Regions from separate parts of the Mus musculus genome. Here regions 2, 3 and 4 are each linked to region 1. A link is a loop called in an ENCODE intact Hi-C map of the cell type or tissue named here. Cell type or tissue: heart. All regions are shown on one strand. Each heading gives the region's core, and the rest is flanking DNA. Links, peaks and the distances in the headings are about the cores only. Region 1 holds the start of Tatdn2 (TatD DNase domain containing 2). Region 2 holds the start of Irak2 (interleukin-1 receptor-associated kinase 2). Region 3 overlaps Cpne9 (copine family member IX). Region 4 holds the start of Creld1 (cysteine-rich with EGF-like domains 1).

Region 1 (4,855 bases), core at 1,556-4,055:
GATCCAAGGATTTGGGTGGTTTTTGTGGTTCCGGGGAACCCACGTTGTTGACCACCCCAAGAGATGCTGTTGCCCCCAAACCTCTTAGTTCTCCACAACGGACAGAGCAATCCTGCAGCATCCGTGGCGTTTTCCAGAGTTATCATCTGTCAGTCATATTTGTAGACAGCTTTCTGCAAATTCCCACTTCTTAAAAGACCTACAGCCGGTGTCTCCGCAAGTTCTCAAGTTCAGGACTGCAAAAGCAGGACGGTTGGCAAAGGACTCCGTAGGCTTTCTCCTTCTTCAGTTGGTGATCCTGTAAGCCACCGGTATTTAGGAACTGCCTGCTTTTCACCTTCGACCTCCCATTGTGCCCATATTTATTTTAATGGAGACTCAGAGGTTGTGTGTTATTTATAGCTAGGTGAAGAAGCATGAGAAACAGTCTCATGTTTGATTCTGCTGCTAGTTAAGTCAATCACTTGGTGGGTGGTAGCTCAGTATCCTTGTAAGATAACCCTGCTCTGTTCTCCCTGGGGAAGAACAGAGCTGCTCTATTCAGCTCTTGGGAGGATGGGTGCAGCGGCTGCAGAAGCACTTTGAAAATGTATCTGTTCTGTGTTCTCAATGGAGTAAAAGGTATGTAGTTCATGGCTCTGCCATGTAGAAAATGTTTATGAAGTGAATATATTTTTGAAAAGTCATGTTGCAAACATGTTTTGTAAAACAAAGCTATTTCTTTCTTTTTTTTTTTGTTTTTTTTTTGTTTTTTCGAGACAGGGTTTCTCTGTATAGCCCTGGCTGTCCGGGACCTCACTTTGTAGACCAGGCTGGCCTCGAACTCAGAAATCCGCCTGCCTCTGCCTCCCGAGTGCTGGGATTAAAGGCGTGCGCCACCATGCCCGGCTAACAAAGCTATTTCTAATTCACTATTTAAAAAAAGAATTCCATTATAGTGACAAAATAAAAATGTTTGTAATCTAGCAGCTGTCTTATAATTTTGTGTCTGGGTGAATTTGTGTACCGAATATGTTTGGCTCAAGGATTCTTGCTTTTGCTTTCATTTCTGTATGTATTGTTTGTACAATGTATGTATGCATATTTATGTATGTGCATGTGGTGTGCACACAACCATGTGCATATGGAGCTCAAGAGATGACTTGGGTTTTCAATCCTTCTTCCACAAGGTATGTATGTATGTATGTATGTATGTATGTATGTATGTATTTTAGTTTGCTGTTACACAAGGCTAGCTGGCCCATCTCTGTTGATGTAGAAGTGCTTAGATTGTATATACCCTTGCTGTACAGCCAGCTTTTATGTGGGTCCTGGTATTTGAACTTAAGACTTCATGGTTGTGGCCAGTGATTTAGTACATTGTCACTTTAGGGAGGGTTTTTATCAGCAATGCCACCTTTGCAGGGCTTGGGGCACTTGTATAACCCTTCATGGATATTAAAGTTGCTTTTATTTTTACTGTTACAAATAGGGATGGTTGCCAGGTGGTGGTGGCAGCACACACGTGTCTCTAATCCCAGCACTTGGGAGGCAGAGGCAGGCAGAATTTTATGAGTTTGAGACCAGCCTGGTTGGCAGACCTAGTTCCAGGACAGTCAAGATTTCACAGAGAGAGCCTGTCTTGAAAGAATCAAATCAAACCAAAACAACAAAACGACACCCCCCCCCCCAAAAAAAAAAGAAAAACCCCACAAACAAATAGAGATGGCTTCTGGGATGGTTAACCTTCACTGTGAACTTGGGTTAACAACCCTCTAGGAGTTAGATATGCTCTGGCTGTGACTAGGAGGGAGTTTACCGAGAGGATGAACTGAAGACAGAAGACTCTGAGTATGGGAGGTGCTATTCCATGGGTTTGGCTCCTGCATTGGGTAATTAAAAAAAAAAAAAAAAGTGAAGGCCAGCTGAGTGTGGAGAGCCTTTAGTTCTTGCCACCACAGCTGTTGGCCAAGAGCAGTCTGGGAATGAAGTAGTAGGACAAACTCTTTTCTTTACTGTTTTGGTTCTGGGGGGCGGGGGCATTTTAAGTGTCACAGGCTGGTCTGGAATTCCTGACCCTCCCCTCCAACACCTCCAGAGGGCTGCGATTACTTACAGACTTGTGTGACACCTGGGTAATTTGGTGATTAGGATCAAAAGCTTGCTTCTCCTGTAAGTGCTCTGCTATTGAGCTGCAATCATTACCTTTTCTGGGGTTGGTGTGGGAAGGTTTGAAACAGGGTCTCAAGAAGTTAGGAGGTGACCTTGAACTCTGGATCCTCTGTCCTACGGCTCTCTTGATGTGGGGTTATATCTCTTCTTTTCTTTCTCTCTCTCTCTCTTTTTTTTTCTTTTCTTTTGATCTCACTCGGAAGCCTAGGTTGATCGGAACTCATTAGCTATCCCAAACTGGCTTCGAACTCAGCAGTTCCCCAGCCTCAGCGACCCAAATGGAATTACCAATGTGAGCTACTATGGCTGCTTCAGGCACCTCTCTGTTCTCCCCACCCCCCGCTATTAAAATTTTTTTAGTTGTAGTCAGGTTCTAAAACGTCTAGGCTGGACTTTGTCAATCGTCCTGCCTCTTCTTCCTGAGCAGTTGGTTTTACAGGTCTATCCGGCAGGCCTGGTTCTGTTTTTTGTGTGTGTATGGCTTGTGCCTGCTAACCCCAATTCCGTCACTTTCTGGGTGTGTCGCTTGGTTTTTATCGAGCCACAGTTTCCTGCGTTGTTTTTTTTAAAAAAAAAAAAAAAAGGGGGAGGGGGGATGGGTGAGTAGGTGAGTGAGTGACAATGTTTGGCACGCGCGTCCGGTACCAAGAGGCCCGCCAAGTTACCCTCCATCGGTATTTTCGGCTCCCGGGCGTCCCCAGCAGGCCCTTCGCGCGGATCCAGGGCCACGTGAGAAGCTCCGCCACATATCGCTCCCAACCAACCACAGAGCTTCGTGAGGCGTAGGGGCACGCCCCAGAACGTCGGACCAACAGGCGCGCTCCGTCTTGCCCGAAGTCACGCCCCTCTCCCGTTGGAGCAATCGGCGCCGTCCCTGACGCCGGCTCCGCCCCTGCCGCACGCCGGCCGCCGGCCGCTGGGCAGGTTCCGCGGAGCTGACGCCGAGGTTGCGAAGTAGGCGGCGGGGCCGAGGCCTTGGATGAGGGCGCGGTGCGGCGCTGGGCCGGGTCAGCTGGAGGAGCGGAGGTGACTTCCGGCGCGCGGCTCCGGAGGCCAGTGGCTCCCTCAGGCCCGGGGCGGGACGGGGCGGCGGGAGGCGAGCGGCCACCCCGCCCGCGGCCCGCCCTTGGCGTCCGGGGCCTGCGGGCGCGTGCGGCCCAAAAGGCGGCTCCGCACGCGCTCGGCCCCCCGCGCAGGGCTTCGGAAGGCAGACCGCTGCACCGCGCCGCGCCGCGCCGGAAGCGCCTCGGCGTCTCGGGAGTGGCGCGCTGTTGACAGCCGCGCTCGCGGACTTGGGCTGCGCGTTGTTCGGGCTCGGCGCTCGGCCCGCGGACGCTTCTCGGAGCGCTGTGGCGTCCCCGAAGCCCGTAGCACTGGAATGGGCAGACGACAGGAACGGGAAAGGTCAGTGGGGCCGATTCCCGCCGTTGCCCTAGCGGCTTCCCGGCGGTGTGAGGCGAGCAGCCGCCAAGGCTGCTGCTACAATCGTCGTTCCTCTGTCCCTGGCAGGTGCCCATGGCGTCGGAGCGGCGCAAGGTCAAGTATCACTGGGGCAGCACGTCGGAAGGGTGTCCCAGCAAGCGCAGCCGCCCCCGGGAGCCCGGCAATGTGGCCCCCTCCAGCCGGCCAGGTCGCAGGTGTGCGTCGCGTCCTCGAGGGGCCAGCAGCCCCCAGCGTCTGAAAGTCCGGCGCGGGGACGATGTGGCCCGCGCTCCTCGGAGCTCAGTCCGCCGTCGCACCTCCTCTTCCTCTTCTTCGTCCTCTCTCTCTTCGGGCTCAGGTGTGGGTGAGGCCGCTTCCCCTGGCTTCCTGATTGCGAGCCCTCGGAGACTATTTACGTCCAAGGGGTCCCCTCTGCACCCTGCCCACTCCTCTCTAGAAGAAATGGCTTCTCTACGGAAGGAAGCTTGTAGCGTTAAGGTACGTGGCAGCGACGTCTGGCAAACAGTGAAGTCCCTTGCACGTGGTTTGAGGGGTGGAGAGAAGACATTTGGTGGGAAGAGAATAAAAATTAGATCTTTCCTGTGGAGGGCCTGGTGTGTGTGTGGGGGGGGGCGAGGGGGAGGGTGTTGAGGGGTAGAGCTCAGTATGGAGGGGGTTTTCAAACTTGGTGGCATTTGGAACTACTAGGAAAGCCTGATAATGGTTGTGGTCTGCCATCCCAGAGAGAGTGATTATAGATAGTTTGGAGGGATCTCTGCAACCTTCGAGTGATTGTAAATGGACAGTGGAACTGGAGGATCAGCACAATGGAAGGTGGAATAATGCCCAGGAAAGATGATGTAGATTTCGGTCAATTTATAGAGTTTGCCCTTGGGGCTGGAGAGAAGAAGGCACATACAGCTGCTGAAGGAGGACACAGGTTCTGAGAGCCCAGGTCAGGTGGTTCACAAGCCCCTGTAATTCCAGCTCCCATTCCTCGGGCTCCCATGGGTATCTATCTTCATGTGCACTTAACCCACATACGTGCACTTAATTAAAAATAAAATTAAATGGTCTTTGTACTTAGAACCGCTCTGAATTGCAGCTCAGGAAATGGACTCTTAGTGTGGCTTTTCACCAAAGTTGTGGATTTCTGCATGTTGGCATTCTCTGTTTGGTTAACAGGGTTTTGGATTTTTGAGACAGGGTCTCCTATAGACCAAGCTGTCCTGAATCCCACAGATCCCTGCCTGCTTTAAAGGTGTATGTCACTACACCTGGC
Region 2 (4,855 bases), core at 746-3,245, 58 kb before region 1:
AACTTTTACTTGAATTGGGAACGTAAGCAAGCCTTGTGCTGAGCAGGCTGTGAGGAGGATCCAAGGCTGTCACACTTGACAGACCGGAGAGGGTGCAGCAACATTTATCTTCCTGGAGGGTAAGATCCATCCAGATGTTCGGTGGACTGGATTTTACTCCACAAAACCTAGTTTCAGGAACTTAGGAAGATAAGCAGAACAATAGAACACTTGCCTAGCTGGCGAAGGACCTGGGCTTGATCCCCGACCTGGCAGAGAAATAAAGTTCAAAACAGTGATTGGAATGGTGGCACACGCCTTTCATCTCGGCAATCGGGAGGCAGAGACAAGTGGATCTCTGTGAGTTCAAGGTCAACCTGGTCCACACCCAGAGCTACACAGAAAATAAATTTAAAATGAGCCTTTTGTTTTTGTTTTGTTTTTCAAGACAGCCACCGAGGGCTAAAATGAACTTCTTTAAGTTTTTAAATTTATTTTACTTTGTGTGTACAAGTGTTTTGACTGCATGTATGTCTATACACCATGTGCATGCCTGGTCCCCAAGGACGTCAGAAGGTATCGGATCCCTTGGAACTAGAGATAGGGATTCTTGTGAGCTGCCACGTTGGTGTTAGGAACTGCTTTTCCAAAAGTAGTAAGGGCTCTCAACCACTGAACCACTTCTCCACCCCACCTCCTCAAATAGGAACTTTTTTTAAAAAAAAGATTTATTTATTTATTATATACAAGTACACTGTAGCTGTCTTCAGACACCCCAGAAGAGGGCATCAGATCTCATTACAGATGGTTGTGAGCCATGTGGTTGCTGGGATTTGAACTCAGGACTTCTGGAAGCACAGTGCTCTTAAATGCTGAGCCATCTCTCCAGCCCGAAATATGAATTTTTTTATTGACATGAAAACTATTTGTTATTGCCTTTTATTATTGTTTTTTTTTTTTTTCCGAGATAGGTTTCTCTGTGTAGCCCTGGCTGTTCTGGAACTCATTCTGTAGACCAGGCTGGCCACCAACTCAGAGATCCTACTGCCTCTGCCTCCTGAATGCTAGGATTAAATATGTTCACCACCAACTGCGAGTTTACTTTTTTTTTTTTTTTTTTTTGATTTTTCGAGACAGGGTTTGTCTATGTAGCCCTGGCTGTCCTAGAACTCACTTTGTAGACCAGGCTGGCCTCGAACTCAGAAATCCGCCTGCCTCTGCCTTCCGAGTGTTGGGATTAAAGGCGTGCGCCACCACGCCCGGCGCGAGTTTACTTTTTAATTTAAAAAAGTCTCACTTTGTAGTCCCTTTGGCCTGCCTTGGAACTCAGTGTGTGTGCAACCAGACTGGCTTCGAACTTGTGACTGTCCTCCAGCCTAAGAGCTGAGGTTACAGGTGTGTCACCTACCCAGATCACTTTTAAATTGTTCAGCACAAGGTTTGATTCGTTCCTTCTGTCCACACTGAAGGCAAAATCTCTTGGTTTTCTCCGCTTAAGTCTCTCCAGTACCTGTTATATGAGCGCATTTTAGGAGGCTGTGGAGGTCAAGTTAGCCAGCCTCAGGGAGTGCTTTGGAACTCTGGATTGTAGGATGCCTTTCCCAGGCCCTTGGTCTACTCCTGACACTGGTCCAGGGGTCGGGTGGCATGTGCTACTGAATGCCACTGGGAGGCGCTCGCTTGCCCGCTCTCGGCCATAGCTTGGGTGGAGCGTGACACCGCGCTTGGCCGCTCGGGGGAGCTTGCTCGCTTACCCAGTGGGGCCGCGGGCAGCGCCGCCCTTTACTAGGGAAGTCGCGGCCCTCCGCCACAGGCTCAGTCGCCAGGCAGTCTCGCCATGGCTTGCTACATCTACCAGCTGCCGTCCTGGGTGCTGGACGACCTGTGCCGCAATATCGACACGCTCAGTGAGTGGGACTGGATGCAGTTCGGTGAGTGACACTACTTACTCTGAGCCAGGACCCGAGATAGACAGACAGATCCACGCCCCCCCACCCCCACCCCGCCCCGTGTTACCTGAGGCCGGGGATTCCTGTGTAGAACGCTGCTGCTTTGCTTTACTTTGCAGAACGAGCTGGAGCTGCCTATGAAGTTGCTTATAGCCTAGGGTGGTCTGCTCACTATGTAGCTTCTTGGCGAGTTTTGGCTGTCTGTATGCTTGTAGAGCTGTTACCAGGGCTGTGATCTACCTTGCAGCCTGTGGTATCTGGGGCCACCCTCCTAACTTCCCTGAAACTTGCCTTAATCTATAAACTGCAGCTGACAAGGGTAGATTCTTTATACAGTTGTAAAAATAAAATAGTGTCAACCGGGCAGTGGTGGCGCACGACTTTAATCCCAGCACTTGGGAAGCAGAGACAGGTGGATTTCTGAGTTCGAGGCCAGCCTGGTCTACAGAGTGAGTTCCAGGACAGCCAGGGCTAAACAGAGAAACCCTGTCTCAAAAGACCAAAATAAATAAATAAATAAAATAAAATAAAATAAAATAGTGTCAAAGAATGTACCTTCCCTACCTTAGTGTCGTCATTCTGTGGCATATTTTCCATTCTTATTATTTTGAGACAGGGTCACCCAGTGTAGCCCTGGTACTTGCTTTGTAGATCAGGCTGGCCTGGAACTAACAGAGCTCTACCTGCCTCTCCTGCTGGAATACTGAGTTAAAGGTGTAGTCCACCATTCCTGGCTAGTCATTTATTTTTCTGCAGTGAGGGAACTTTGATCCTAGGGCCTCGTGCCTGTTAGAAAAGTCACACTACCACTGAGCCATAGTCCAGGTGACGTTCTTGGACTTTTGAGACCTGTTTTTCGTTTGTTTGTTTGTTTGTTGTTGTGTTTTTTAATGTAGCCCATGTTGCCTTGGAATTTGTCATTGTCCTGTCTCAGCCTCCTAAGTGTGGGATTATAAATTTGAATCTCTTGTATTTGTGGGGTAGGGGGTGGGGTGGGAAGGAATAAGGGGCTCATGTAGCTCAGGCTAGCCTTGGATGCCCTGGAACTTCTGACCCTCTCACTTCCATTTTGGAATACTGGGATTGCAGGCTCAGCTTATGTGGTGCTGGAGATGGAACCCAGGAAAGCACTATACACTAAGTGTGGAATAGCCCCGCTACCTTATTCCTGTAGGTCAAACGCACATAGGAACAGTGGGTAAAGGCAGTGTAACTGTTGCCACTTAATCTCCTTTTGTTTTTTCAAGACAGGGTTTCTTTGTGTAGCCCTAGCTGTCCTACTCCCTCTGTAGACCAGGCTGGCCTCAAACTCAGAGATCCACCTGCCTCGGCTTCCCAAGAGCTGGGATTAAAGGTGTGCGCCACCACTGCCTGGCAATGATTTATGTGTGTGTGTTTATGAATTTTACTTGATTATATTTTTGTCGTGCTTGGAATTGAGTCCAAGGCCTTGTGCCTGTCAGGCAAGCATTTTGCCAGTGAGCTATATAACTTCTTAAATGAAATTATGTGTGTGTGTGTTCCATTGTTGTTGTTGTTGTAATACAGGATCTCATGTAGTCCAGGCTGGCCTAGAACTCATTACCTAGCTAAGAATGACCTTGAATTTCTGGTCTTCCTAGTGACCTCTCTCGAGTTGCTGGGATTATGTGTCACCATGCCTGACTTCAGTAATATATTGTTTAATTAAGATGTTTACGATACTGGAGGCTGGCAAGATTGCTCAATGGGTGGAGGCACTGAATATCAAGCCCGTGGACCCGTGTTTTATCCCTGGAACCCTTGTAAAGCTAGAAGGGGAGAGCCCACTCCACACAGTTGCCCCGTGACCCTACCCAGGCGCACTTACTACAATGAGTATCTATTACACAGCTATACTTGATACATAAAGTGGACATGTCTTGTGTTGTCCTGCCAGTTTGGATATATATTATGCATGCGAGGAATCGGATGTTCCTCAGCGGCAAAGCACTCAATTAGCGTGTGTTCCTGGGTTCCACCCCCAGCCCTGTGAATGAAAAGAAAACAAGAAAGGAAAAATAAGTATTTTAAGGTTATGGTTCTCATTCTGGGATTTTTTTTTTTTCTGTCAGTGGCAGTTGCCAATGTCCAGAGACATCTCTAGTTGTCACACCTTGATAGATGCAGAGGCTGAACACCCAACAGGACAGCCCCTCAGCACAAAGCACAGAGCACAGCAGCCCCCAAGGCTCAGCGGGGGGGGGGGGGGGGGAGGTCAGGGAGCCTCTTTACCCAGGAAGAAAAGGAGTTGATGTGCAAAGAAAAGTACTGTAGACATCAGGAGCAGAAAGATGAGGCCCAGTTCTCCACGGGGATGAATGTTCTTGGCTTCCATGAGCCAGTTGTAACGGCCGTTGCTGTTCATGTTTGCTTGCTAGCTTCTGACCATGCAGCCCCACCGTGCTCAGGACTGCACCTCCTGGTCTCTTTCCCAACTGCCTTAAGTGTAGACACTTATGTCGTATTTAAGCCATCTTGTGATTTCTGTACACCAGTCATGCACGACAGACAGCCTGCCTCTTCTCTCTTAAAATATATCCTAGGTATTTTGCCTTGATAATTTTTTTTTAATCCCAGCTTTCTATTGTATAGCTCAAACTGGTGATCCTCCTGCCTCAGCTTCTCCAAAGCTATGATTATACATACCTGGCATTGAGCTCTTATCTCTTGAATGTATTTTCACTCTTTATCACTACCAGGGAGCTCGAGGGCTGGGACGGGAACATCCGAGATGAAGGGAGGTGACTCTCCTTTGTGCCCTCAGCCTTCCTATCCCCTCCTTGCAGGCTCTGTCCTAGTCTCAGGGTGCCCATGAAGATGTCTATTACCACTGGATTGCCCAGGGAACTCTGGCTGAAGTGTGGCTCAGTGGTAGAGTGTGTGCTTACTGTGCCTATGGGCCTGGG
Region 3 (4,855 bases), core at 1,005-3,504, 390 kb before region 1:
ACACAGATCAATCATTTCCGGTCCACTCAGGATGTGTAACTGAAGTTGGCAGGTGGGGTTGGGGAGACTGAGGGATGTCTGAAGTCCTTTTCTCCTGGATTCAGAGATTGAGGAAGAGAGGAGAGAGACCTCTGCAGACCGACGTGGTGCAACATTGCTGTGCTCCCGCGCCCGCCGGGCAGCTGGGAGCAGGCAGGAGTAGCCAGTGTCTGACCACTTTTCAGTTACAGGAGAGACCTTATCTAAAATTATACACAGAATGGACAGACGCACATAAGGGCAGCAGTCAGGTCCGCTAAGGAGTGTGGGGTCCAGAAGCCCCAGGTTTTGCCCCCCGTTTATATGGTGGCTGTAGAGCAGGGGCTGAAACTGTGTATTCTCTGGCTGGCCACTACATACAGACCTTGGTCTTTCATGTAGGGCTGCAGCCAAAATCTCGGATGGTTCCCAGTACTACGTTCTGCTCATTATCACTGACGGCGTCATCTCCGACATGACACAGACCAAAGAGGCCATCGTCAGTGTGAGTTTGAGGAGGAAGGCTTGTCAGGGAGGGGTCATTGTCCTTGCAGTGAAGGGGCTCTGATGGTTATTCCATGTGTATCCTAACATTTTCATCTGCCAGTTTCAGAGACGCCTATTGGCTGGGGCACCAACAACACTGGCTTTTGATTCTCTAGGTTCCAGCATGATGAACTCACTATGGAAACCTGAGCTTAGGAAACACTGGTCTTTTATATTCAGCAGGACACATGTCTGTCCTTTATCAGGGGAGGGAGGAGTTATTTTTTTATTTGCTTTTAATTTTATTTTTGTTGTGTTTTGTAACAGGGCCTTACTGTGTACTGGATGCCTATATGGCCCAGACTGGCCTGAATAGAGGCAATCTTTCTGCCTCAGCTTCCCAAGTGCTGGATCTATGGATGTAAGCCACCAGGACTGGCTATTTCTGTTTGTTAGTTTGTTGGCCTGAGACTAGCTATATAGATCAGGCTGCCCTTGAGCTCACTTTGATCCTCCTGCCTCTGCCTCCTGAGTCCTGGACGTATGGGAAGGATATGCCATGCCTAGGATGGGTATTTTGCTGTCATTAAGGTTTCCATGGTTCTGTTGTTTTTCCAGATGGACTTACACTGGAGCTCAGACTGGCCTAGAACTCATTCTTTAACCAGTGTTGGTCTGGGATTTGTGGTGATCCCCCTGCCTCAGCCTCATGAGTGCTAGGACTACAGATGTATGTTGCCACGTCTGGCAGGAAAACCTTTTTAAAATGATACTAGAAATATTTAAGGTCAGCTTGGGTTACAGAGGGAGACTTTTGTTTCAAACAAACAAGATAATGGCTTTATGTTTCACCAGAAGGCACCTGCTGTGCATAGAGATAGTCTGCAACTGATCCTGGCAGTGTATCTGGGCTCACTCAAGCATGTGATCCCCACAGACACCACAGGCACTGTCCTGTCACAGCCGCTTACTCCAGCCATTCCTCTCCCACAGGCCTCCTCACTGCCCATGTCTATCATTATTGTCGGGGTCGGACCTGCCATGTTTGAGGGTGAGTAGGGTAGGGTGTGTCCATGACTGGGACTGGGAACTGGAGCGAACAGGAAGGATCCAGCAGTCCCATGGACCCTCCTCACAGATAAAACAGACTGGCACCTTAGTGAAGTCACAGATGTTTCGTCTCCATAACCCTGGCTGCTGGAGTCAACTTTCCCCTGCTTTCTTAGGAGAATGGAACTTGCAGGAAGGAAAGCTAGTAAGGATAATGAGAGCAGTTACACACCACTGTGGAATGCGAGTGTCAGGTCTCCTTGTGAGGACCCTGATGGGATCTAATGAGGAAGGGGCAGGACGAGCTGGAGTTGGAGAGACAGCCAATGATGCCTGCCTGTCTTCTCTGCAGCAATGGAAGAGCTGGATGGTGATGATGTACGTGTATCCTCCAGGGGACGCTATGCAGAGCGGGACATCGTTCAGGTAGCCCTGGGAGTGGTGAAAGCAGAAAGAAACAGGGCTTCCTAGGAGCCATTCTCCTTGCTCCTTCCTAGTCACTACCTTTCTCCCCTCAAACATTCATAGAACAAGTTCCCTTTTAAAAAAACAAAACCAAAAACCTTGTTAGATAAAATAGTGGTAGGTAGCACAGAATGGCCTGGGACTTCCTCAGCCTCCGGGGTGCTGGAGTTACAATACTGCATCACTACACTGGCTTTGAACAGTTCTTTTGAGGGGTCAAGTGGGGTGCAGCTGTCCTGCAAGGTTGTATGATGTAGGAGGAGCAGGTCTCTGCCCTCTACTGGAGATGACCAATATTACAAAACTAGCAAATGCAGCTGTCAACAGCCAATCGTAGTGAGGGGAGGCTTCTATGAGGTTGTGCTTTTAACACTGAGTTGAAACCTGAAGAAGGTATCAACTTCACAAGCAGAGAAGGAGCATGTCGTGTAAGACCTGCCAGAGGCTCAGACCAGGCTGGCAGGATTGTCTGCCATAAATATCTTAGGTTTGACAATCAGAATGCGTTCTTACTTATGTATCCCTCCATGTATTTATTGTTTTGTTTCAGACAGAACCCCACTATTTAGGGAACTAGTAGCCCTGGCTAGTCTAGAATTCATGGTAATTCTACTGCTTCAGCCTCCTGAGTGCCAAAATGCCCAGATCAAACTACACTATAAATAGACTTCTCTGGGTGCTGCACTGTAGGTGCGGTGGCAGGGCCAGGGAAATGCCCAGAAATCCATTTAGCCAGCAGCAAAAGTGACTGGGGTATGTGAACACAAAGCAGTGGTCATGTTCAGAAGCAGCCAACTCAAAAGCTGTTTAAAGGCAGGGAGGCAGTTCAGTTGATAGAGTGCTTGTCTAGTATGCATGAGGTCCTGGGTTTGATCTTCACCATTGCGTAAAACAATGTGCCTGAAATCCCAGCACTCAGGAGGTGGAGGCAAAATGATAATAAGTTCCAGGTCAGGCCAGTGAGATGGGTGTGTGTGTGTGTGTGTGTGTGTGTGTGTGTGTGAAATGTACTTTGCTGAACAAACCTGATGATGTGAGTTAGATTCCTGGGGTCCCATGGTAGGTGAGAGCCCACTCTGCCCTCCTTATGTGCACCAGGGAACACTTATGCCTGCATTCACACATGCACTCTAAACAACATAGAATAACAACAAGAAATACCTTTGAATTCATGGCCAGTGTGAGGCCTTTATGAAACCCTGTCTAAACAAAGGAAAAATTGTTTAAGAGCTGTGCACAGAAGTGTGTGCAAGTGTGCATGTATATGTGTATATATGTGTGTATGTGTATATATGTATGTGTGTGTGTGCCTGTAATTCTTGCACTTGGAGGCTAAGGCAGGAGGACTGAGAGTCCCAGGCCAGCCTAGGCTATGTAATAAGATTATCTCAAAAGAGGAACACAAAAGAAGATACTTTAGATCCCTTTGCAGGATTTGATGACTTGTTAATACACTGATAAGGACTACTCTCAATTTTCTAGTGTGAAAGGTCCCACTGACTGGGTAAGGCGAAGCTAGAGGCAGAGATAGGTCCGGAAGACTTGGTATTCAATAGGTAAAGCTGGGTTTGGGGGATCTGTGATAACTGAAGGAAAACGTAGTTTTAGCAACTAAATGGGCAGTTCTGGGCCAGGGTTAGGTACAGTGGCTACAGCTCAAGCTGTTAGGAGGCTGAAACAGGGGGATCCCAACAGAATGAGACCCAAGGACAGAGGCAAACACGGGGCTCTGGAGGGTGCTTTTCCCTGCCCTCCCTTTATTAACCTCCTTTCTCTGGCAAACTGCTCTTCCCTCTCAATCCCAACGCCTCCCTCTCTTGCTCCCAAGTTCAACGCTCTCCTTCCCAGCACTCGAGTAGAAGGCAGATGGATCTCCCTGAAGGCCAGCTTGGTCTACATGATGAGTTCCATGATAGCCAGGGTTTCATAGAGAGACAGGGTGAAAGGGGGGCAGTTCAGGAAAACCCAGAGGAGTGGAGTTGACACGAAGGGAAGCTTCTAGAAAAGGAGGGGGGAAGAGTGTGGTGTCAGGAGTAGTGATGTGGTTCAGTGGTAGGCAGCTTGTCTTGCATATACAAGATCCTGCGTTCAATGTCCAACACCCGACACAAAGAATTGGATGCATTCAGAAGGATGACATTCAAGTACAGTGAAGCTAAAGAGACTCTCAGAAGAATAGTGATAGTTGGAAAGAAATGTTAGGGGTCAAAGATGAAACTTGAGTGCTACCTACTCCCTTGGCCGAAGCTCACCTTTCTTTCCTGTCTGTCCCAGTTTGTCCCATTCCGAGATTATGTTGACCGATCGGGGAACCAGGTGCTGAGCATGGCCCGACTGGCCAAGGATGTACTAGCTGAGATTCCTGAACAGTTGCTCTCCTATATGCGCACCAGGGACATCCAGCCTCGACCTCCTCCCCCTGCGAGCCCCAACCCAACCCCAGCCCCAGAACAGCCCTGAGGACTTCACATAGCCAATGCTTAGCAGTCTGCTTACCTGTCTACCCACTGCTGGAAGTTAAAGGCACCTGGAGCTCTGAACCTGACCAGGAGGGCCATCTAGGTTGATCAGTGCTGGCTGACAAGCTTTTTGCCCCCTGACTTCAGAAAGGCTTGGCATGATCACCACCTACCGCCTCATGACAACAATAAAGCTCATCTTACGCAGTCTCTGTCTCATGGGTGTTGGAGAGGGAGACTGAGGGACCCAGAGCCTGGGGTCACATCAAGAGTGAGGGAGTAATGATAACTTCAGTGAGGTTAACATCCATCCTAATGCACTCATCCAGTCACTTCTATATAAAATTTCAAATATTGTAAGAAAACGTGTGGGCTGG
Region 4 (4,855 bases), core at 1-2,500, 210 kb before region 1:
CGGAGGCAGGTCACAGAGACACATGGAGCTTTTTCAGTGCGTGGGCTCTGACAAATGCGACTTTGGGGCAGATCACTTCATGTATATAGACTCATTTTTTTTCTCCTCCGATAAGGTGGAGTAAAAGATAAAGGTTTCTTACTAGCCCATTATTTTCCCCTGTCTATTCCAGACATCCACAGGCGCTGGGTCCTAGTATGGCTGGCCTGCCTACTCTTGGCTGCGGCGCTTTTCTTCTTCCTCCTTCTAAAAAAGGACCGCAGGAAAGGTGAGTGCTTTCCTGTCCTGGTTTCCCAAGGACAGTCTCAAACAGTGGCGCTGGGGCTCAATTGGGTGGAGGGAAGGCAGGTCCGGGCTCACCCTCACAGGCTCCACTATCCCTGTAGCGGCCCGTGGCTCCCGCACGGCCTTGCTCCTCCACTCCGCCGACGGAGCGGGCTACGAGCGTCTGGTGGGAGCACTGGCGTCCGCGTTGAGCCAGATGCCACTGCGCGTGGCCGTGGACCTGTGGAGCCGCCGCGAGCTGAGCGCGCACGGAGCCCTAGCCTGGTTCCACCACCAGCGACGCCGTATCCTGCAGGAGGGTGGCGTGGTAATCCTTCTCTTCTCGCCCGCGGCCGTGGCGCAGTGTCAGCAGTGGCTGCAGCTCCAGACAGTGGAGCCCGGGCCGCATGACGCCCTCGCCGCCTGGCTCAGCTGCGTGCTACCCGATTTCCTGCAAGGCCGGGCGACCGGCCGCTACGTCGGGGTCTACTTCGACGGGCTGCTGCACCCAGACTCTGTGCCCTCCCCGTTCCGCGTCGCCCCGCTCTTCTCCCTGCCCTCGCAGCTGCCGGCTTTCCTGGATGCACTGCAGGGAGGCTGCTCCACTTCCGCGGGGCGACCCGCGGACCGGGTGGAACGAGTGACCCAGGCGCTGCGGTCCGCCCTGGACAGCTGTACTTCTAGCTCGGAAGCCCCAGGCTGCTGCGAGGAATGGGACCTGGGACCCTGCACTACACTAGAATAAAAGCCGATACAGTATTCCTAACCAAGTAGCACTCGTGTATCTGTTCCGAGGACCCGCTAACAGAGCCTTTAACCCCGCTGCCCTTTAAAGCCCGGACAGGTGCAGCCCGGAGCCGCTTCTGGTTGGCTAGTGTAGGGTGACGCCATGGCACATGGCTTTCCATAATTGGCTGGGAGAAGGCCCCGCCCTCCGGACTGCGGCGTTGAAGAAGGGTGTACTTTTTACGGAGGCGGTGGCTTTGAGGCGACTCGGCCCACAGCGCCCGGGGCGGAGGCGGGGACTTTTTTTTTTTTTTTTTCCCTCCTCCTCTAAGGTCTAGCAGGGTTTGGATCCTCCCAGTCCTGTTTCAGGCTGTGCCTCCATCTCCCAAAGAGGCTCTGAACTTGACCCCTTCTCTTCATATCCGGATCCGGGCTCCTCCTCCAGGACCGCCCATCCGCCTTTCTCTCGGAATATTTTGGGATCCAACCCTCTCTCTAATTTTGGCCCCTAATAACTCACTGAGACCCTAAAACAATGGGCTGACGCTTATTCTTTTGCCCGCGATCCCGGCCACCTCCCCCTACGGTAACGGAGAAATAATTTCTCTGCTGGAATCGTAGATTAGGCTCTTTCACCCCTTCCAGCGCCTCTGCTTCCACTACCCCAGTTTATCCTCGTTTTGTAATTACGTAGGTCTGGGGCTCTGAGCCCCAAGGCGCCTCGCTTTCCTCCCTTACAGCCTGGCTTCTCCAGTGAACCCTCCCCCTGCCCTCTATCTGCACGTCCCCAGCCTGGGAAAAGATGGCTCCACTGCCCCCAAGGGGCCTGGTCCCATCTCTGCTCTGGTGCTTGAGCCTGTTTCTGAGCCTCCCAGGACCTGTCTGGCTCCAACCCTCTCCTCCTCCCCATCCTTCTCCCCGAGCTGAGCCCCATCCGTGTCATACCTGCCGGGCACTGGTGGACAACTTCAACAAGGTGGGTGCACTAATAGCCACGAGGGAGGGGCCCATTATTGGAGAGCAGGGAGCTCTCTCTGCAAATCTGCATGGTGTCTAGTCCCAGTGTGGGTTGCTGGCTTTAACTGTATGGCATTTGGGTAAGGTGTGTCACAGTGCCTCAGTTTTCTGGTCAATAACATAAAATAATGAAATGTTAGAATGTTAGGCCGGGAGTGCCGGCACATTCCTTTAGTCCCAGCACTGGGGAGGCAGAGGCAGGTGGATCTCTGAGTTCCAGGGCATCCTGGTCTACAGACCAAGTTCCAGGACAGCCAGGACTATGCAGAGAAACCTTGTTTCAGAAACAACAACAAAACAAAAAACAAACTAATAAAAAATCCAAATGAATGTGTCTAGCTCTGTACTTAGATATTCCTAATTTCTTCCATATGCAGGGCCTGGAGAGAACCATCCGGGACAACTTCGGGGGTGGAAACACGGCCTGGGAGGAAGAGAAGTTGTCCAAATACAAAGACAGGTAAGAAGGTGGGGGCAGGGTATCTACCCCAACTCTGGGTTTCTGTTGATGATGTTGGATAGATTCTCTGCGGAAGCATTTCGCTCCCCAGATCCTGAACATTTACAGTACAGCAGATAAGGAAACCAAGCCCCATCTTCGAGAAACTTGCTTTTTTAGTAGAGTAGACACAAACAGTACACACAACCTGTCAGGTGAAGAACAAGAATGTGGGTAGACCACAGGTGGGTGGGATGTGTTCAGGATGGTCCGTTTGAACAGTAGGGGGGCCGACCTTCTGTTTCTCCCAAAGGTGGCTGGAGCAGAGTGAGCAGAAGGTTCTAGAGAGGAGTTTAGATGTCCTGAATGGGAGGCCAGAAAGGACACTGGATTTCCTGGAACTGGAGTTAGAGGAATTGGGAGCCACTATGTCTGTGGTGGGAACTGAATAATTGCTGAGCCATCTCTCCAGGTCTTAAGTGAAGAGATCACTCACACTCACAAAGTACAAGAAGCCAGGGGAGCATGGAGGGAGTGGGGAGAGCAGCTAGGGAGTGGGGAGAGGGGCTTCTTTAGTCTAGGTATAAAGGCAGCATGGACTAGCAAGACATTCAGTGGTGCATACAGAGCTAGTTGAAATCTGAGCATCCTTTGGAGATCATCAGTTGACATGATAGATTCCTTATGGAGCACGAGAGAGAGTACTATTGACTGGGTGAGGTGTGCAGGTGTTTTCTTTTTTTTTTTTTTCTTATTTTGGTTTTTCGAGACAGGGTTTCTCTGTGTAGCCCTGGCTGTCCTGGAACTCACTATGTAGACCAGGCTGGCCTCGAACTCAGAAATCCGCCTGCCTCTGCCTCCCAAGTGCTGGGATTACAGGCGTGTGCCCCCACTGCTCAGCTGCAGGTGTTTTCTAACTGCAGAGAGGCCATGAGCAGGGGTGGGGTCAGGCCAGGTCTCTGAACATGGTGGGGTGAGATGTGCCCTGGACACCCAGATAGCTTCCATCTTATTCCAAAGCTCGAGGGACAGGTAGGCCTAGAGACAGGGACTGAAGAGGCCCTCTAGATTGTCAAGGTGACACAAAAGGAGGGGTCGTGAAGAGTCCCAGTTTAGGCCGCTGGTGGGGTCTTGCTGTTTTCACGAATGCTAGGGTTGCTCTTCTCTCCACGCTACAGCTCCCTCACCTGATCCTTGGTACTGTGGTTGGATGATGGTTCCCACTAGGGAGAAAAATTTATTTTTCTGCAACTCTGGCCCTTTCTTTCCCTCAATTTCCTCACTTAGGAAGGCAGTAGTACCAAGAGTACTTCTGCTGTATAATGGCTTCCGGGTTCTTCTGTCTTTTCCTTTAAAAGTTTTATTCTATTACGTATTTTTTTCCACTTTTGATACTAGGTCTTACTGTATGTCATGGCTGGCCTTGAACTCACAGAGGTCCGCCTCTCTTTGCCTCCACAGTGCTGGGACTACAAGTGTGTGCCACCACACTTAGCTTCTTCCTAATGTTTTGTCCTTTGTTTCCTCTGTGTGTGTGTGATTGTGGACACATGTGCACACCTCTCAGGAGTCACTTCTTCCTCCTCCTGCTTGAATCCTGGGGATCGAACTCAGGTTCTCAGGCTCAGTCTTGGTGTGAATGCCTGGATCTCTTGAGCCATCTTAGTAATCCCCCATTTCTTTCCTTTCTCCTCTTTCTTGGTTTATTTTGCTAAATTGGCTCCTCTAGTATTCCACTGTGTCAGACCATTTTAAATACGTGATATGTTACAACATGTTTGTTTTTAATATTTTTAATTCTTTCATTTTTTGAGATTGTAGTATAATTAAACTAATTTTTATGTTATATATTTGTGTGTGTATACATGTGTGTGTGTGTGCAGGTACACGTGTATATATATGCTCACAAGTCTTTTCCCATTTATTTATTTTCAAGACAGGGTTTCTCTGTGTATCCCTGGCTGTCCTGGAACTTACTCTGTAGACCAGGCTGGCCTCGAACTCAGAGATCCACCTGCCTCTGCCTCCCAAGTGCTGGGATCAAAGGTGTGCGCCACCACGCCCAGCAAAATTCTGGTTTTGAGATATGATCTCCTACGAACTGACCTTGAACTCCTAATCTTCTTGCCAATACTTCCCAAGTGATGAGACCACAGGTGTGAGCAACTACATCTTGTTTATATATTAATTTCTTAAATTGTAAAATACACATAAAAGAATGTAACAGGCTGGGAATGTAGCTGAGTTGCTAGAGGGTTTCCCTCACGTGCACAGTACCCTGGGCTCCTTCCCCAGCACCTAATACAACCAGGCTCGGTGGTGCACACCTGCGATTCTAGTACTTGGGAGACAGAGGCAGAAGCAGGAGGTTAAAGTTGTACACAGCTACATAGTACTGGCTTCTAACTC

The links. A loop is a pair of places that touch in the nucleus more often than their neighbours do. Peaks named below come from ENCODE experiments on the same cell type or tissue, not always from the same donor. Only the 100,000 strongest peaks of a DNase experiment are listed, where the experiment ranks them.
Region 2: a loop joins it to region 1, with 5 times the contacts of the local background. A loop is called at or near these places in 22 of 42 quality-filtered maps.
Region 3: it touches region 1 in a loop (2.6-fold over the local background); 2 of 42 quality-filtered maps call a loop at or near these places.
Region 4: it touches region 1 in a loop (3-fold over the local background); 3 of 42 quality-filtered maps call a loop at or near these places.

What each region holds. Positions count from the first base shown.
Region 1 is chr6:113,694,047-113,698,901 of GRCm38, forward strand. It overlaps Tatdn2 (TatD DNase domain containing 2), which reads left to right and starts at 3,004. Exons shown (of 8, transcript NM_001347356.1): 1 at 3,004-3,555; 2 at 3,661-4,071. The coding sequence starts at 3,667. It overlaps Irak2 (interleukin-1 receptor-associated kinase 2), which reads left to right. Exons shown (of 13, transcript NM_172161.4): 13 at 1-980. In heart, for the core only: a CTCF peak has its summit at 2,868; DNase peaks (open chromatin) are centred at 2,935, 3,815 and 3,995; H3K4me3 peaks cover 1,984 bases; H3K27ac peaks cover 2,500 bases.
Region 2 is chr6:113,636,732-113,641,586 of GRCm38, forward strand. Irak2 (interleukin-1 receptor-associated kinase 2) reads left to right here and starts at 1,736. Exons shown (of 13, transcript NM_172161.4): 1 at 1,736-1,910. The coding sequence starts at 1,817. In heart, for the core only: no CTCF peak of the experiment used is centred there; a DNase peak (open chromatin) is centred at 1,700; H3K4me3 peaks cover 901 bases; H3K27ac peaks cover 647 bases.
Region 3 is chr6:113,300,143-113,304,997 of GRCm38, forward strand. It overlaps Cpne9 (copine family member IX), which reads left to right. Exons shown (of 21, transcript NM_170673.3): 18 at 421-523; 19 at 1,498-1,555; 20 at 1,907-1,980; 21 at 4,294-4,855. The coding sequence ends at 4,479. Among named protein-coding and RNA genes, the nearest start is that of Brpf1, 4.6 kb to the right of the region's middle. In heart, for the core only: a CTCF peak has its summit at 2,288 (motif pointing left); no DNase peak of the experiment used is centred there.
Region 4 is chr6:113,482,111-113,486,965 of GRCm38, forward strand. Il17rc (interleukin 17 receptor C) reads left to right here. Exons shown (of 18, transcript NM_178942.1): 17 at 173-268; 18 at 387-1,053. The coding sequence ends at 1,009. Creld1 (cysteine-rich with EGF-like domains 1) reads left to right here and starts at 1,246. Exons shown (of 10, transcript NM_133930.2): 1 at 1,246-1,966; 2 at 2,385-2,467. The coding sequence starts at 1,793. In heart, for the core only: no CTCF peak of the experiment used is centred there; DNase peaks (open chromatin) are centred at 1,181 and 1,851; H3K4me3 peaks cover 2,483 bases; H3K27ac peaks cover 2,135 bases.